2 separate regions of the Homo sapiens genome follow, and region 1 is linked to region 2. A link is a loop called in an ENCODE intact Hi-C map of the cell type or tissue named here. Cell type or tissue: stomach. All regions are shown on one strand.

Region 1 (8,000 bases), 1.1 Mb before region 2:
AGAAATCTGAAAATGTTATAAATATGGCATAAGACAACTTATGTAAATGTATACTAAAAATTAATTTTACCATTTGTATAGAAGTACATATGGACTGACTGAGGATGTACATACAAAAAGAATATTAGGGATTGAGGGAAGAAGTTGAGGAGATGGGAATTTAGGGCTTACTTTTCTGTTATACAATTATTGTTTTCTAAAACTGAAGGAAAAATAAACTTGTTTTAAATAACAATTCTGATTTATCTAATTGATCTTCTCTCCTAAAGGTTCAATCTGTCCCTTCAGATTTGGTCTTCAATTTAAGATGGATCAGTGAGAGTTAGTATCATGTTCTAAGATCATTCACATTAAGCAATTTTTCTTTAGCAACTTGTAGAATTCTTATCAAAAATCAATAGAGATTAGACTGGTCGTGATGTAACACCTGTAACCCCAGCACTTTGGGAAACCAAGGCAGGCAGATCACCTGAGGTCAGGAGTTCAAGACCAGCCTGGCCAACATGGTGAAACCCCATCTCTACTAAAAATACAAAAATTAGCCAGATGTGGTGGCGGGCATCTGTAATCCCAGCTACTCGAGAGGCTGAGACAGGGAGAATTGTTTGAACCTGAGAGGCAGAGGTTGTAGTGAGCAGAGATTATGCCACTGTACTCCAGCGTGGGAGACAGAAGGGGACTCAGTCTCAATAGTAACAATAATAATAATTAATAGAGCTTAGACTGTATCAACATGAAGTCAGACAGATCATGTGAGACCCCAAATCCTTATTGAATTTTCTCAATATTCCATCTTGTGCTCCATATGCAAAAGTTGTTGTCAGGGAAATAAAAACTTCTCTGTTTTGCTCAAGGGATAGAATCATAATTTCTGAGGCAATAAAATAGTTCATTAAAATAAGAATATTGTTTTTATGCAGGATAGTCACATGAAGTTGTATTCTACTAGCAATGGATATACACAACTGAATAAGGATAGTATCGAATTAAACTCATTTTGGGGCCATCTTAAGTACAATTTCTCATTTTGTGAGAAGTCATCCTCTAGATCGTCAAAAGCAAAACAGACTATAGACTAGAGTGCTACATATAGGTCAATCTGAAAAGGTGGAAGAGAAGTGAAAAGCAATTCTTGTGCTCTAGTCAGTAGTGTGTTTATCTTTGACAGCCATTACGTGTCAAAAATTACTGACCCTTACTTAATGATATCTCTATTGTTTTGGGAAGCCTAAGCAGTGGTAATAAATAGGCCCAATAGGTATCATGAATCCTACATCATCGATGATCATTCTTGCTTGCTTCACCACACAGGCACGTGTTCCCAATTTGCAGCAATTCTTTGCAGCTATTCCGGTGTCCATGCTTCTTGCTTTTTGTAACCCTACTATTTCTATAATCCCTATAATCTGCACTCATTCATAGGGGAGGAAAGAAGACACAGACGGGGCAAGGCCACTTTTTGAACGCCTCAGCCTAGAAATGCGCTATGCCACTCATTCTCACATTCTTTCTTCTAGAAATGGCCACACCTAACAGCAAGGGAGGAAGGAACACATAGTCTGGTATGTCCAGGATGAAGAGAACATAAATTTAAATAAACAGTTTGCAGTCTCCATCACATTATTCGGAGATTAAAAATATTTTTCTCAAGTAAAGATCTTTCTTAGAGATTAGCTTTGAAAATAAAGATGGTACAATATCCTAAATTTATTTGCTGCAAGATAATTTTACAATGTGGCCACATCTGATCAGGCTTAATAACCAAGAATTAAACATATGATTGTGAAACCTTTATCTAGGGCTTCCAATTTCATTTAGTGGGAATTGATAAGTCTTTACTACTCTTATTTGTTCAAAGAAGAAACCATTATATTATTAGTGTTCAATGTAACATATACCTATTCTTGGCTAAGGTAAAGAAAATACAAGTTATGTTTGCTATTAAGAAGACTAGAATGTATTGACTTATTACTGTTTAATATTACTGTTTAATTAAATGGTAAAATATTGCCACAATAAAGAGAAAAATTTGCCATATATCTATAATGCAAGAAGTATATATATATATATATATGTATATATACACATATATATATACATACATATATAGAGAGAGAGAAGGAGAGAGAGAGAGAGAGACCAATAGAGATGTTCAGAGGTGAAAATAATTTTGCATTTCATTTTTCAATATTTGAAATCTCTTTCCACTTCTTTTATAATGTGCTTCATATACCAAAATATATTTTGTAATTTATGAGTGGAACTTCCCTCGTCTAAATATCAGCTTAAGAACATTTTTTTCTCTAAAAAATATGTGATTGAAAAAAGAGAACTGCAAAGGATATTTCAAATAAAATGTTTAATTAAAAAAACCACAACAGATATTATGGACATTTAAAGTTTGAGGCTTCATGCTGTATTCCATTTGGTTCAGAGTATAGTTTTCATGATTTATTGACAGCTGCTTTAGATGGTTCTTTATTTTCAACTCATCCCAACCCTGGTCAAACAATACAGCCCTCCTGCTTTTTTCAATATTTTCCTAATATCTCAGCTCATTTAATTCTATTGATCCACTGAAGAGTATAATGGCACTGAAACTGGGATTAATAGCACCTCCCTTTTCCAGTGCTAAGAGCTTTCCTATTGAGTCTGTGGACCATCACATGAAATCACAAATGTAGACAAAAAAGTAGAGTGACCTTTACCGGCCACTATTGTACTGAAAAATTCAGTAAACCTTAGAACATCATTTTCAATTTTATGGCACTGTTTTCTTAAATAATAAGAGAAAAGGGGAAAAAGGAAAAACTGACCCCTGTTCAGCATTTACTTAAGCAGAATTGGCATTAATAGAGTATTCTGTCAAAAATTCAAGCTCAAGAAAATGTATGGCTTTGTCCACAGCAGCAGCTATCTTAGCAGATTGCACTGTCACTGCTTCACACAAAGCGCATTGCAACACCATTAGTGGACATAAATAATGCACAAGCTCTTATGCAGTACTCAGCTAAGTGCATGGAAACCTTGGGCTCCTGTTGTCAGAAATTCAATGGATTAGTACCTAGATTTATTTTAAGTCTGTAAAGCACTTTGTTCTTGACAGCGTTCAAAGTAGAAAGAGTGCTATCCTGAATGCGCATCTTAATACTGTCATTCCTGTCTTGTAAAGAGTAGATGATATATGGGCTGCAATATTTCGTTTTAATATTTAAAATTTTCACTGTGCGGATGCAAAGAAATATATTAATAGTTATCTGCTGTAACCTTATTGATCTGGAAAAGAACAAAGATAACCTGTAAAGTTTCACAGTGAAGCTAGTAAAATGGAGGCATTATAATTACGTTTTAGTAAAACAGATACACAAACTCTAATCTTTATACATCATCTTTGGAAAATATGGAAATTTGGACATCGCCTTTCTTTGTAAGTTAATACTGCGCATATGAAATCATATTTGATGGGAATTTTTAGCACATTTTAATCTAATTAGCAGTATTTACAATTCTGTAATTCCTTCAACTACATAAGAGTATTGTTTCTTTTTTGAAGGCTAAGTGATTTTACAGTTAACATTTTGCTGAGCAAGAACTATTCTAAAATGTTACTCCAAATTGCTTCCCTATAACTTCAGAGATTGGGGGCAGTTTCAGCCTGTAGATATGTTCAGGATTTAAGCCTGATAATCTTCCATGCATTGAAAGGATAAAAGACACTCTTGTGTAAGTTAAAAACAGTTTTCTATTGATATTGGAGATGTAGTAGAAGAATAGAGATATCTCATGTGAAGGTCAATCTTTCTCAATTCTATGAAGACATAAAATCTTATTTTAAAATAATAACAGTTACCTTTTCACTCAGCCTACATGGTCCATGAATTTCAACACAATTTGTTGAAATGTCACTCAATGAATTAACTATTCATTATCAAGCTCTAAGATTCTAAAGTGAAATATGTAACTAATGACTATTTATAATTACATATATTAAGACCATTTATTAGGCTACATGCATGATGTCATGTCAAATGGTTCATATTTGACCACATCTGACTCTTAAACTAAAATTTGTTTTTTAACACAAGTTTCTCAGGATTGTGAAGACTAATTTCATTCTAATTACAACTTTCATTATTGAGTTAAAAATATGCCTATGTTTCATAATTTCAGTAGAAAATTCATCAAACACACTGCTGAGAGGGTTGTGATTTGTTGCTTACAAAGATAACATAATAAGAAGGCCAGTAAATACTGTGTTTCAAGACGTATTTAATATACCCTTAAATGAAAGATCATATTCTGGAGAATGACTATGACTTAAGTAATTTTATATTAAGGAGTTAAGTTTTCAACTTAGTAAATTTTTTTGCTCCAAAGCAAAGCTCCAAAATTCTTTTGCTTTACACAGCTACTTCAAAAACCAGTACATAATTTGCATATTCGGATCAATAGGTGGCGCTTTTCCCCTTTCTGACAGTCTCGTTTTCAGAATCCTGTTAGAGTCAAACTTATTGTTACAAATCTTCAATATTACCGATAGAATGCCGAATATTCTAACTAGTAAAAGTTGATTTTTAACTTTTGCAAGCTTATAAGGTTTTAAATTATTGTCAGCTTTTAAAAACTATCCTTTGATACATCATCAAATTTCGTTACCAGTGATCATACTCAAAGAGAACTCTCAGTTATTTGTCCTGTAGCGATATTCAGAAATTATCACTCAGTTTCTTTAATCCTTAAATTATTCCCCACTTATCCTGGTAGAAAACTTCTGGAAAGTAGCATTTTGGAATACCTGATATAGGGTCCCTTCAAATACTGCTATCATGATAAACGTACTTTAAGATTTACAGGAAATTTATCAAAAATGAAACATAAATTTATATTATTGCAAAATGCTTTTAGAATACATATTTTAAAATAGTAAATGTAAGTAGAATATTTCATCAAAAGAAAACAGAATTTTGTATCTGGATTGCTTTTATGAGGATTTATTTATTTACACTGAGTCCTTTTAATTTAACTAAATCTGAGGATTACAAGCAATCAAAGATCTTTGTAAATGGTAGTTGATAATGTTGTAATTTGAAATATAGATGTATTTATAAAAATATTTTATTTAGAATAAATTTATCTAAATTTACACTAAAAAGACATGTCCATAAAATGTTTTCTTCTCACAAAAAGCAGGTAGTCACATTAAACATAGACTGTTTTTTAAGATAATGTACTATAGAAACATAGTCTTTGTTTTTGATTATTTAAAAGATGATTACAGCATGAATAGTGGTTTAAAATATAAGCAACATGATCACTTTCTAATTAAAATGACAGTTTGTATTTTAAAAATATATCTTTATTAAACACAAACATTTGACTACAATAAAGGCATTATTTTAAAGTATAACAAAATTAGGATGGCTATAGATCTTCACATTTTATATCTATTTTTATGTGTCTCATCTTGTTTCCCCCAGTTTCTTCACTACCTTTTCTTCCTCAGTTTGTTTAGGTATACACACACACACACCCACACACACACACATGCATATATATGCAAGCTGTTTGGGGAAAGGAATATATACATACATATTCTGATATGTATATATATATCAGAAACTCTTATGTTAGAAAATATTTTGTCAAGTGTATAACAAGTCAGAAAACTACAAAAAAGTTACACAAATTCTTTATTTGAAATAGGACGACATTTCTTACATCATAAAGCCAAATAAATACATTATATGAATTGTATGACACAATTGAAAGAGCTACATTTTTCAGAACATACAATGTTATTGCATTCTTCCAACCATAGCAAGAAAAATCAAATTTTACAACAAAAATGAGACTTATACAAGATTAGCTTAAATTTCCTCCTCCGAAGAAACATTATCATGTAAGTGACTGAACATTGTTGTGTATTTTGGTATCTTCTCAGTGGTATTGATTCCCTCCTAAGCATGACCGTTCCTGGAAACCTATGAGCAACTGTGAGTGAGGATCCAACCACTTCCCCTATCACTCACAATAATAGTGTTTGTTTGGTTACTCTAGAATTCCCTCACCTCTCTATGCTTCATCCCTTCTACTCCAAGGTAGACTTAAATAATATGAAGAAAGTTTATGTTTGCTTTCTTCTAGAAATTAAAGATTTTTTCCAGAAGAAATTATATTATGGAATTAATGATGCAAGAAGTTGCGTTGATATGAGGTACTACCTTTTAGGCATTTTAATTAAGCTTTCTATACTTTGAAGCTGTTTGGGGAGAGGAACATACTGCATTATTTTTTAATGCAAACCTTTGGGAGGTTCATGATACAGAGGCTAGACTTTAAAGAGCATTGCTCTTTATGTAATTCTGGGTTGTGCTTATATAGAGCTTGACATTATTAGACGACACTAAAAGATAAAATACAAATTCTATACCCTCCAAATTTAAAAGGATCACTGTAACTCTGATAAATGTCAAGTATCAATAGTAGTACGCTTAAACAGTCCTGAAGAGACAAAAACTGATATGATAGGCACAGCCCTGCATTATTGAGACAGCAATGATAAAGAACAACACTTAAGAGATTTTACTAACAGTTTAAGAGTTCTGGCACGGTATAGCCTGTGTATAATGAGGCTTCTAAACGTTCAGCTCACAGAACTAGCGTTTGTGGAGATAAAATACTTTACAAACTCTGTTTCATTAATCTTTACAATATCTCTGTGAAGAATTATGAACACCAATCAACAGATTACAGAGTGACAGCAGTAAAATATTGGATGAATTGCCAATCCTCTCAAAGAGAGCCCTGAAGATTCTCCTTACAATGAAGTTATTTGTTTTCCTTTTTAAAATACCAGTCCTCTAAGACCAAGTTAATATGTTAAACCCTACAAAGAACCAATATGTTTTGCTTTGTTGGGAAGAAAAAAAAAGTGACTTCTCGATAGAGAAGGCCTGAAATCACAACATTTTGAATTCAATAATAGGTTAAACCAATATTTCAATGCCAAATTACATGAATATACAAAAGCAAATCTTCTGAAAAATGTACTGTGTATTATGTGACTCTTTTCAAGGCCTAGTCTAGTGTCCATATTAATGCCAGATAAGAATTTCAATCTTGCAGTAAATTAGTCTAATCATATTATTAAATAACCCATTCAAGTGATTTTAACAGCACATTGTTTGCATTGTATTATTAACAGCCCTTCAAAGGGCAGACAACATCATCACCATCAATAAATAGCTATTGACCACTTACTGTGTATAGCTTGAATTTTTGAAAGATCATATTGTTTCCAATTTGTTAAGCTAATCTTTTATAGAATTTTTTCATGTTAACAAATGAAATTCATTTCATATCCATATGGCAAAAATTAGTCCAGGGCTTCTAAAAAATTTAGAAACCATTTTAACAATTGGATTTTATAATGTATTCAATGGTTTATGAAAACAATGAATATAGAAAGGAAATTATAGAAGCATTCAAGAGCTATGTAATAGCACCAATATCTGCTAAGTTGTAAAAGAGATATAAATTCTCCCATTTCTCCCCACCAATGTCCATACAATTAAAAGCATAAGTTATTCTGCTGTATGTATTGGTTCTGCCAATTCTGTCCATTTACCACTGCTGCATCCCCCGGCCCCTGTAAACAGCATCATTGTGTACAGTTTTACAGGTTTTAATTGTACAACTCTTTAGGAGACCATACACTTTGCAGTCTAGGAGAATGGCACCACCTAGAGGTGTGCAGTACACAAGCTGCACAATCAGACATACACACCAAGTCACCATCACCTCTCATCTGAACTACTCCAATAGTTTCTTATTTTACCTGCTTCCTCTGATCATTGTCTACTGATCCTTTAAAAATGTACAACGCACCATGATATTTTTCTATGTATAACCCTTCCATAGCTTTCCATTGCATTTCAAATACAATTAAAGTATCTTATCTTTTCAATAACTGTTTTTCTACTTAAAGTTCACTTTTTATG
Region 2 (8,000 bases):
ACTTGAATAGAAATTGATTAAATACTCCAACCAATCAAACGACCTAGAATGGCTAAATTGTTAAAAAAAAACAAGACTCAACTCTATGCTACCTGCAAGAGACTCACTTCACCTGTAAGGGCACACATAAACTGAAAGTGAAAAGATGGAGAAAGATAATTCATGCAAATGCAAACCAAAACAGAACAGTAACAGCTAAACTTACATGAGATAAAATAGACTTTAAGTCAAAAATGTTAAAAAGAGACAATATCATTAGATAATGATAAATGTATCAATTCAGCAAGAGGATATAACATATATATAAGATATATATGTTATAATATGTAAATATTATGCATGCAACATCAGAGTACCTAAATATATAAAGCAAATATTAATAGTTCTGAAGAGAGAGATAGACTGCAATACAATAATAGTAGGGACTTCAACACCTCACTTTCAGTAATAGATAGATGTTAGGCTACAAAACAAGTCCTAACAAATTTAAGAAGACAAATCATATCAACTATCTTTTCTGACCATAATGGTATAAAACTAGAAATTAATAACAGAAGGAACCTTGGAAAATTCACAAATACATGGATATTAAACAACATGTCCCTAAACAATCAATGAGCCAATGAGGAAATTAAAAGGAACATTAAAAAATATATTGAGACAAAAATGGAAACGCAACATACCAAAACCTATGAGATAGAGCCCATATGGGACCACTGCTCTGGCATGAGGATCCTGACCTTGTGTCCACCTCCAACCAGATTCCCTTGGAAAATCTGGCCTGGGGGAGCCTGGTTATTCAAATGGAGGACACAAATTCAGTACACCACCACAATTGAAAACAGTTCAAAGATTTTTACTTACAATCCTAAGCAGGGAGGGCACAATGAGTTGGGAAAGCAGTCCTTCTTCCCCAGGTCAAACAAAGCAGGAATAAAAAGTCAGCAGAGAGAGAGAGAGGGAGAGAGAGAGAGAGCGAGTGCACATGGAAACTACCCGCATACAGAAGGGAATAGGGTGTGGGTTACTTTAAGTTCTTGGGCAAATGTCAAAATTGTCCATCTAAAGGAAGCGCTGGACAAGCAGAGAGCCCAGCCTGCAAGGCAGAAGAGCTACTTCCAAGTTCTTATGTCTGGCCACTGGCTTGAGCCTTTTGGGTGCAGTATTCTACCTCTAATGCCTAGGCAGCAAACTTTGCTGTGTTTTCATTACAGGATCTTGAAAAAATATAGTTTCAGATTCAGTAGATCTGGAATGGAGCCCAGGGTTCTGAATTTCTTAGAAGCTCTTAAACATGCTGATGCTGCTAATCAGTAGACCACATTTTGGGCAGTAAGGGTCTAGAGAGAGAATATCCCTCCATATAATTTCTCTAATAATATTTATAGTTTTCTGTATAAGGGTCTTACACATATTTTGTTCCTAGGTATTCAAAAGTATATAAATCACATCTATATTTTAAACTTTTATATTCCATTTTTGTTGATTTATAGCAATTCAATTGATTTTTTACATGACTTTCTTGCTCAACTCATTTATTAATTCTAATAATTTATCTTCATATTCTTTTAGATTTTCTAAAAATACAATCATCATATAAAAATAATGACAATTTTATGTCATTCTCTCTACATCATTTACATTTTATTTCTTTTTCTGGCTTGATTTCCCTGATGAAAATCTCTAGAACTATGTGGAATAGAGACAATGATAGCAGACATTTTAATTCCATAAATTCATAGAATTTGTTAAAAGAATATTTCTTAATTTCTGAACATATGAAATATTCTAGTTACTTTTTGTTAAAAATTGATTTGTAGATTATTTTTACTGTGTTCAGAGGACAAATTGAATGTTTGCTGAGATTTCCTTTATTACCAGATTGTGGTCAATTTGAAAAAATTTTCCATATGCCTGAAAAGAAGGTATTTTCTGCAGATGTTAGATGCAAGGTTATATAGATATTACATTAGGCCAAGTTTGCTAATCTTATTGTTTAATGGCCTAAACTTTGCCTATCCTTACCAATATATGCCTGTTTGTTAAATCAGTTACTGAATTTTGTTAAAAATCCCTCATAATTTTGGATTTTTCTGTTTCTGATTGTATTTAATTAATTTTGGCTTAAGGCTACATTACTAGATTCATAAAAAATGTTGTATCTTCCTAGTGACTTGAAAATGTTGTCATTATGAAGTGCCTCTCTATATTATTATCAAGTTTTTAGAAGCCTGCTTTGTCTGATATTAATACAGCTACTACAGCTTTCATTTGGATTCTGCACCACATGTCTTTTCCATATTTTGTTTTCAAACAGTTTTTGTGATTTTATTTCAGGCGTGTATTTGTAAGTAGCATGTAGTTGGGTTTTGTTATTGGTCCAGTATGACTGTTTTTATCTTTAATAAGATGATTTAGATTATATATAATTAATGTAATTTACTGATATAATTGAGCTTAAATAATCATAGTGATTCCTACTTTTCTATCCATTCTGTTTCTCATGAGACCACATAGAGCTAATTTTATTATTTCTTTTTTCTGCTAGTTTTAATTCATAATGTCTTGCCTCCTTGTGTGCCTTGTTACTTTTTATTCTGTGGCAAACATTACATTTGCAAAATATTAGACATAGAAATATCCTGAAATCTAGGAGAGTTCTCCAGAGAGCATTTATGTTTAATTTAGTAAACAACATGTGACAACTATCTGGATCATTTTAAGCCAATTTCTTGGATTGAAATAATTTGAAGCTGAACCACATCCTATCTCTTTGGTTAATCTATGCTACCAGATTATGCCTTTTGAGAGTCTCACCTCAACATGATGATGGTTTATCCAGGCTCTGTATTTGACAGACTCTACACTTGAATCCTGCCTCTCAGCTCTACAGTCTATCAAACCTATTACTCGGTTTTTCAGCCTCAAATCAGCCCCTGCTGATTCCCAAGTACACTCTGAGCAAATGTGACCCCGCAGTATCATCCCCTACCTCAGGCCTCTGTTCTTTCTTTGGTTTTCATCTGCTTCCCCTCCCCCCACTATCTTATAACTTCTCTGATGCTTTCAAATAAATTTTTTAAGTGTTTTTTTCCTAGTAAGTGTGATCTGAATTACTTAATAGCCATTAATAGAAGAATTTCTCTCATATTCTCTTTTATAGGTTGTTCTGGAAATAGATTTGCAAACTCATTTGTCCCCTATATTTCCTTTTCAGTATGTAGTATGTAAAGTTCATTCTTTTCTACCTAAAGAACTAATATGGAAACATTAAAAAATTTATAATTATGACTTTTCAAAATTAAGTCTCTTGGATATAAAGTGGGAACATTTATTCTGAAAGGAAAAGAAATGGACTAAATGTAATTACTTGAATGCAAATCCACCTTTTTTTGTAGGTCAGCATTCAGATGATTTTCACAGTTGTGGGAAAAGCCTTTGTGGGAGTATTGGTGAAAGGCAATGTCCTTCCTTTTACCTCTCCCTATGAAAACCAAAGAGGAAGCTCCAGTTTCTGTTTATCTACTAAGAGCCAGGCCAAAGTGACCCAGAAGCAGATCATCCATCCCTCCCTCTCAGGGCTTTGGCTTTTCGGGGAATGATAATAAGACTGAGGACAACTGGGAAATTACTTAAAGATTGCAGTGTTTGGAGCCTGGGAATAAAAGATGCATATGGTTTTGAACATCAGTGTCTCCATGAATGTCCAGCAGCAGAATGTCCAGAGTTCCAAATGCCTGAAATATTATCCTGGCTTAGTTAAATTGGCTCTCTAGCTCCCTTTTCTCTATATGTTTGCCCAGCCTGGCTATTCAGGGTTTTATCTGATATCCTTCCAATAAATTGCTTTTCTCTTTAAATTAGCCAGCATTAATTCTGTTGCTTGGAAATTAGCTAAGTGGAAATCAATTAACAAATTTCTTCTGAAGCATAGAAAATAACTCAGTATTTCCTATAATAAATATATTTAATTTACTATGATGTATGTTATCTAAATTACATGCACATATTTCAATAATTCTATTCTGATTTACAAAAAGCATGACTACTTCAGAAGCTGTTATGCATATTTTTTAAACATTTCTTTATTTATAGATATTAAGAAATTAACACAGTTAAAAGATATATAATCAATCATCCAAATAATTTCCTCAGTAATGCAGTTTATTGACAATTGAAGGGATGGATTCAAGAGAAACTATTGAGACATACGAAGTTCAATTTTTATTATTTTTATTTCATTTTATTTTATTGTTATTCTTTTAGAGCAGGGTCTTGCTCTGTCACTCAGGCTCAAGTGCAATGGTGTGATCACAGCCCACTGCAGCCTTGAACTCATGGCCTCAAGTGATCCTCTGGCCATGGCTTCCCAAAGTGCTGGGGTCACAGGGTCATGAGCCATAATACAACACACAGCCCTAAGTTCAGTTTTAGGAACTTATTGCAAAATTCTGCTTTACATGTGTTATAATATGAAATGCAGGCTTCAGGATTTGAAGTTTAACTGATTGCAAGTTACCATGGAAGGGCTAAGATGCTACCATAGATCAGCTTGGTAGGACAGAAAGACAGAAGGGGTGAATGACCTAAATTGAAGGGCTGAAAAATGTAGACCTATTTAGTATAAAAGCAAGTTATTCAATTGGAATAGCATTGTCCAGGCATTGTTCACAGAAAACAACTGAAATTACAAAAAATGATCTCAGAAATGGGGGTTGGTGAGCCAGTGACACTATTGGAAATCTAGAGGAGCAGCTGATATTTAGGAGTCTGGTCTATACTTAGATGTCAATCGACATGACGGGATGAAATTCTATGGTGAAAAGATGGGTTACTTACAGGACAGGGGTGGGGTAAGACCAAAAACAAAAGAGCAGGATCATATTCTTAGGAATATAATAAACCTTAGTGGTTTCTCCTATATTTCACCCCCCAGAAGGGAATGGGCTAGTAGGCAGATTCACAAAAGATCTGAGGCACAAGGAGAAAAGGGTGGGCAATGTAAGGTAAGATTCCTGGGTTCCAGCCTGCACATCAGAATGGAATCCTGCACTGTCCTGTCCTCTAGAACTAGATTACATTACAGAGGCCTGGTGGTCAGCACTGTCTGCCTCCCAGCCAGCTCTCAAATAGCCCCTTTACTCAATGGGAATCCTTGCCCTTGAGCCAAGGATCAGAAGAGAAGGTTCTCTACTACCTGATCGCCATCTCTTTTTATTGATGTTTCTGTGTGAAAAGAGATACAGGGAAGGAACAAACAACCTTTGAAAAAAATCACTGTTTGTGCCTTTCTTCTTAGTCTTCTTGGGGACAATACAGATTTAAACAAAGAAAATTAGTAACAGCTTCATTGGGAGTTTTAACTTCAAACTAATCACACTAGGAAGGATATCAGCCACCTTTTAAGCACTCATTAAGTGATAGGTATTTTTACTGGGTAAGTTGGGTAGGGCCTTCTCCTCCTATAGCCCATCTTTAGGCATTCCAGTAAGTCTACATCTAACTCTCTTACCATCTCAGTGTGATAAGACTGACAAGCCTAGATGAGTTTTATCTACATAAACTCCTGAAACAACAGAAATTAATGCAGAACCCATTATCAGAAATCATAGTATAGCTGGTACACAGCTCTGATCATTGCAAATGAGGTTTCAAATAGACCTGGGAGCACTTTAAGTTCTTTAGAAGTGTTTTCCAAATCAGAAAATCTTTCCCCTAAAAGCTTCTCTGAAATTAACATGGATCTTGACCAAGGATGATTGGTCCCTTCCCAAGAAAGTGTGACTGTCATTAGATTGTACTGAGTAGCCTGGTTTGTGCTATAATCCTTTAATATGTTTTCTGTATTAAAATTAATGTAAAGTCATCAAACTTTGATTTTAGCCAATGCCTACATGTGAACATATAAAAGGACATTATTTCTTTGGGAATAATAACAATGCGATTTTTCCATAAAAAACTATTTTCTTGAAAGAAACATCTATGGATGAATTGAATTCTAAGTTTCTCTAAATGAGGCCCTCTTAACTCCCAATAAAGCTACATGTGCATACATGTAATTTTGCACAGTTAATTGGATGATTTGATTTGTATAAAAAGTGACTCAGATAAGTATTATTTTTGAGGCATCCTTTTTCATTGTAAAATGTCATTCAAAAAAAAAAAAGAAATCTGATAGAAAAAAGTCAGCTGTAATTCCACTATCCCGTTAAATAATTGTTACACCTTAATGAATCTCTCTAGGGCAGGGATGTCTAATCTTTTGGCTTCCCTGGGCCATGTTGGAAGAAAAATTGTCTTGGGCCACACACAAAACACTAACACTAATGATAGTTGATGAGCTTAAAAAAAAATCGCAAAAACATCTCTTCATGTTTTAAGAAAGTTTATGAATTTGTGTTGGGCCACATTCAAAGCCATCCTAGGCTGCATGTGGTCCACGGGCTGTGGGCTGGAAAAGCTTGCTCTAGGGTTTTGAATGTATTCCATTTCTTTTTAAAACAAAGTTAAGATCACAGAATTTGTGTCTGTCTTAATGGTGCTTTTTCTGGGCATCATTATAAGAATTTTATGTATACAGTAGTAACACATTTAGATCTCATGGTAATATTATATGTGTTATTATTATGAACATTTTACAAATGAAGGCATTGAGGCACAGATTGGTCAAGTAACTTGCCAAAGATTTCTCAAGAAAGTGATTAGGTTAGGATGGAACTCCAGCTCTCCTCGCAACTTCTATGACAGAACCTGAGCATTTTGAGTGGCTGTGCAATACTCCATTGAATAACTATATCACCCTCCTTATCACTGAATATTTAGGTTATGTGCCAACTCAGCCTAATAATTCAACGAACTTTCATATTTGGAAATATGTGCAGAGACTACATTTCCAAAAGAAGAATTGCTAAATCAAAAAGTTTCCATGTTTTCTATGTCCAGAATTTAAAATTTTTGAATTACATCGCTGATCTTTTCCATCATGATTACTTCTATTGTTTATATGCTTATTGATAATAAAATAATTTTGCATACTGTAGGTAGGGCACAACTTTCCAAAGCAGAGAAATATTGCAATGTACCAGGTATAGATAAATTCATAATTGCATGAATGATTATACAATTAGGAATGCAACATTATCTGTAGAGAAAGATTCCCAAAGAGACTTCTGATCATTGTTTATGTATAAATTACATAGATAATGTGTAGCAGTGATCTTGAAACTTCTTGACTCCTGAGAGAACTACAAAATCTCCCTTGTCAATATACATATTGACCCATCCTGAATGTGACACTATTCTCAATGCTCATTGGCATTTGGGGATTAAGCATAGCTCTGACACTTGAAAGAGATATGTCAGTGGTAAAAATTAATGAAAAAGTTTTTGTTTCAGTGAAAATTCTTTGGTTGCATGCCGCAAAAAGGACTGTATTGTAAAGATACTTGGTAGCTTGTATATTTAAAGGAAAAGTTGAACAACTAAAACTGCGTATTGTAAATAATTAGACAAGCAGCTTTGGAAATTTCAGGCAGGAACACATGGATGATTTCATCTACAAGCTGGTGATAGAATACATTTTATCATTTGTAACTTCATTAGAGATTCAGATTCCTGAGAAAGAGAGTTTGATTGGCTTATCCCTCAACTGAAACTGGGAGAAGGAAAGACTGAACTTGACAGTCCCACTGCTACCACAAGGATTTCTAAAAAGCTGAGCAAGCAAAAGCAGTCGCTGCCAAATTCAATTTCCATCTTAATGTGGTAACAGAAGCGCAGAAGTCAATAAATTCTTAAATACCCAGAAAACATCTTCATGTTGGCAATCCATGCCATGAAATGTTTTAATCAGTAGACAGTGGCAATGTACTAACTTCACAAAGACATCGCTTTGATTTGTTGTTGATTTTCAAATTTAGCCAATACTAGAATAGTGTTAGTTCTAAACTGGGATCAGGAAACACAACATCAAGGAATAGTTGGCAGTTAATATGAAAGAC

Evidence for each region. A loop is a pair of places that touch in the nucleus more often than their neighbours do. Peaks named below come from ENCODE experiments on the same cell type or tissue, not always from the same donor. Only the 100,000 strongest peaks of a DNase experiment are listed, where the experiment ranks them.
Region 1: it touches region 2 in a loop (4-fold over the local background); 2 of 110 quality-filtered maps call a loop at or near these places.

Annotation. Positions count from the first base shown.
Region 1 is chr13:70,956,585-70,964,584 of GRCh38, forward strand. No RefSeq gene overlaps it. Among named protein-coding and RNA genes, the nearest start is that of LINC00348, 55 kb to the right of the region's middle. RefSeq lists an enhancer at 2,321-3,479. In stomach, no CTCF peak of the experiment used is centred here; a DNase peak (open chromatin) is centred at 4,477.
Region 2 is chr13:72,031,620-72,039,619 of GRCh38, forward strand. No RefSeq gene overlaps it. Among named protein-coding and RNA genes, the nearest start is that of DACH1, 170 kb to the left of the region's middle. In stomach, no CTCF peak of the experiment used is centred here; no DNase peak of the experiment used is centred here.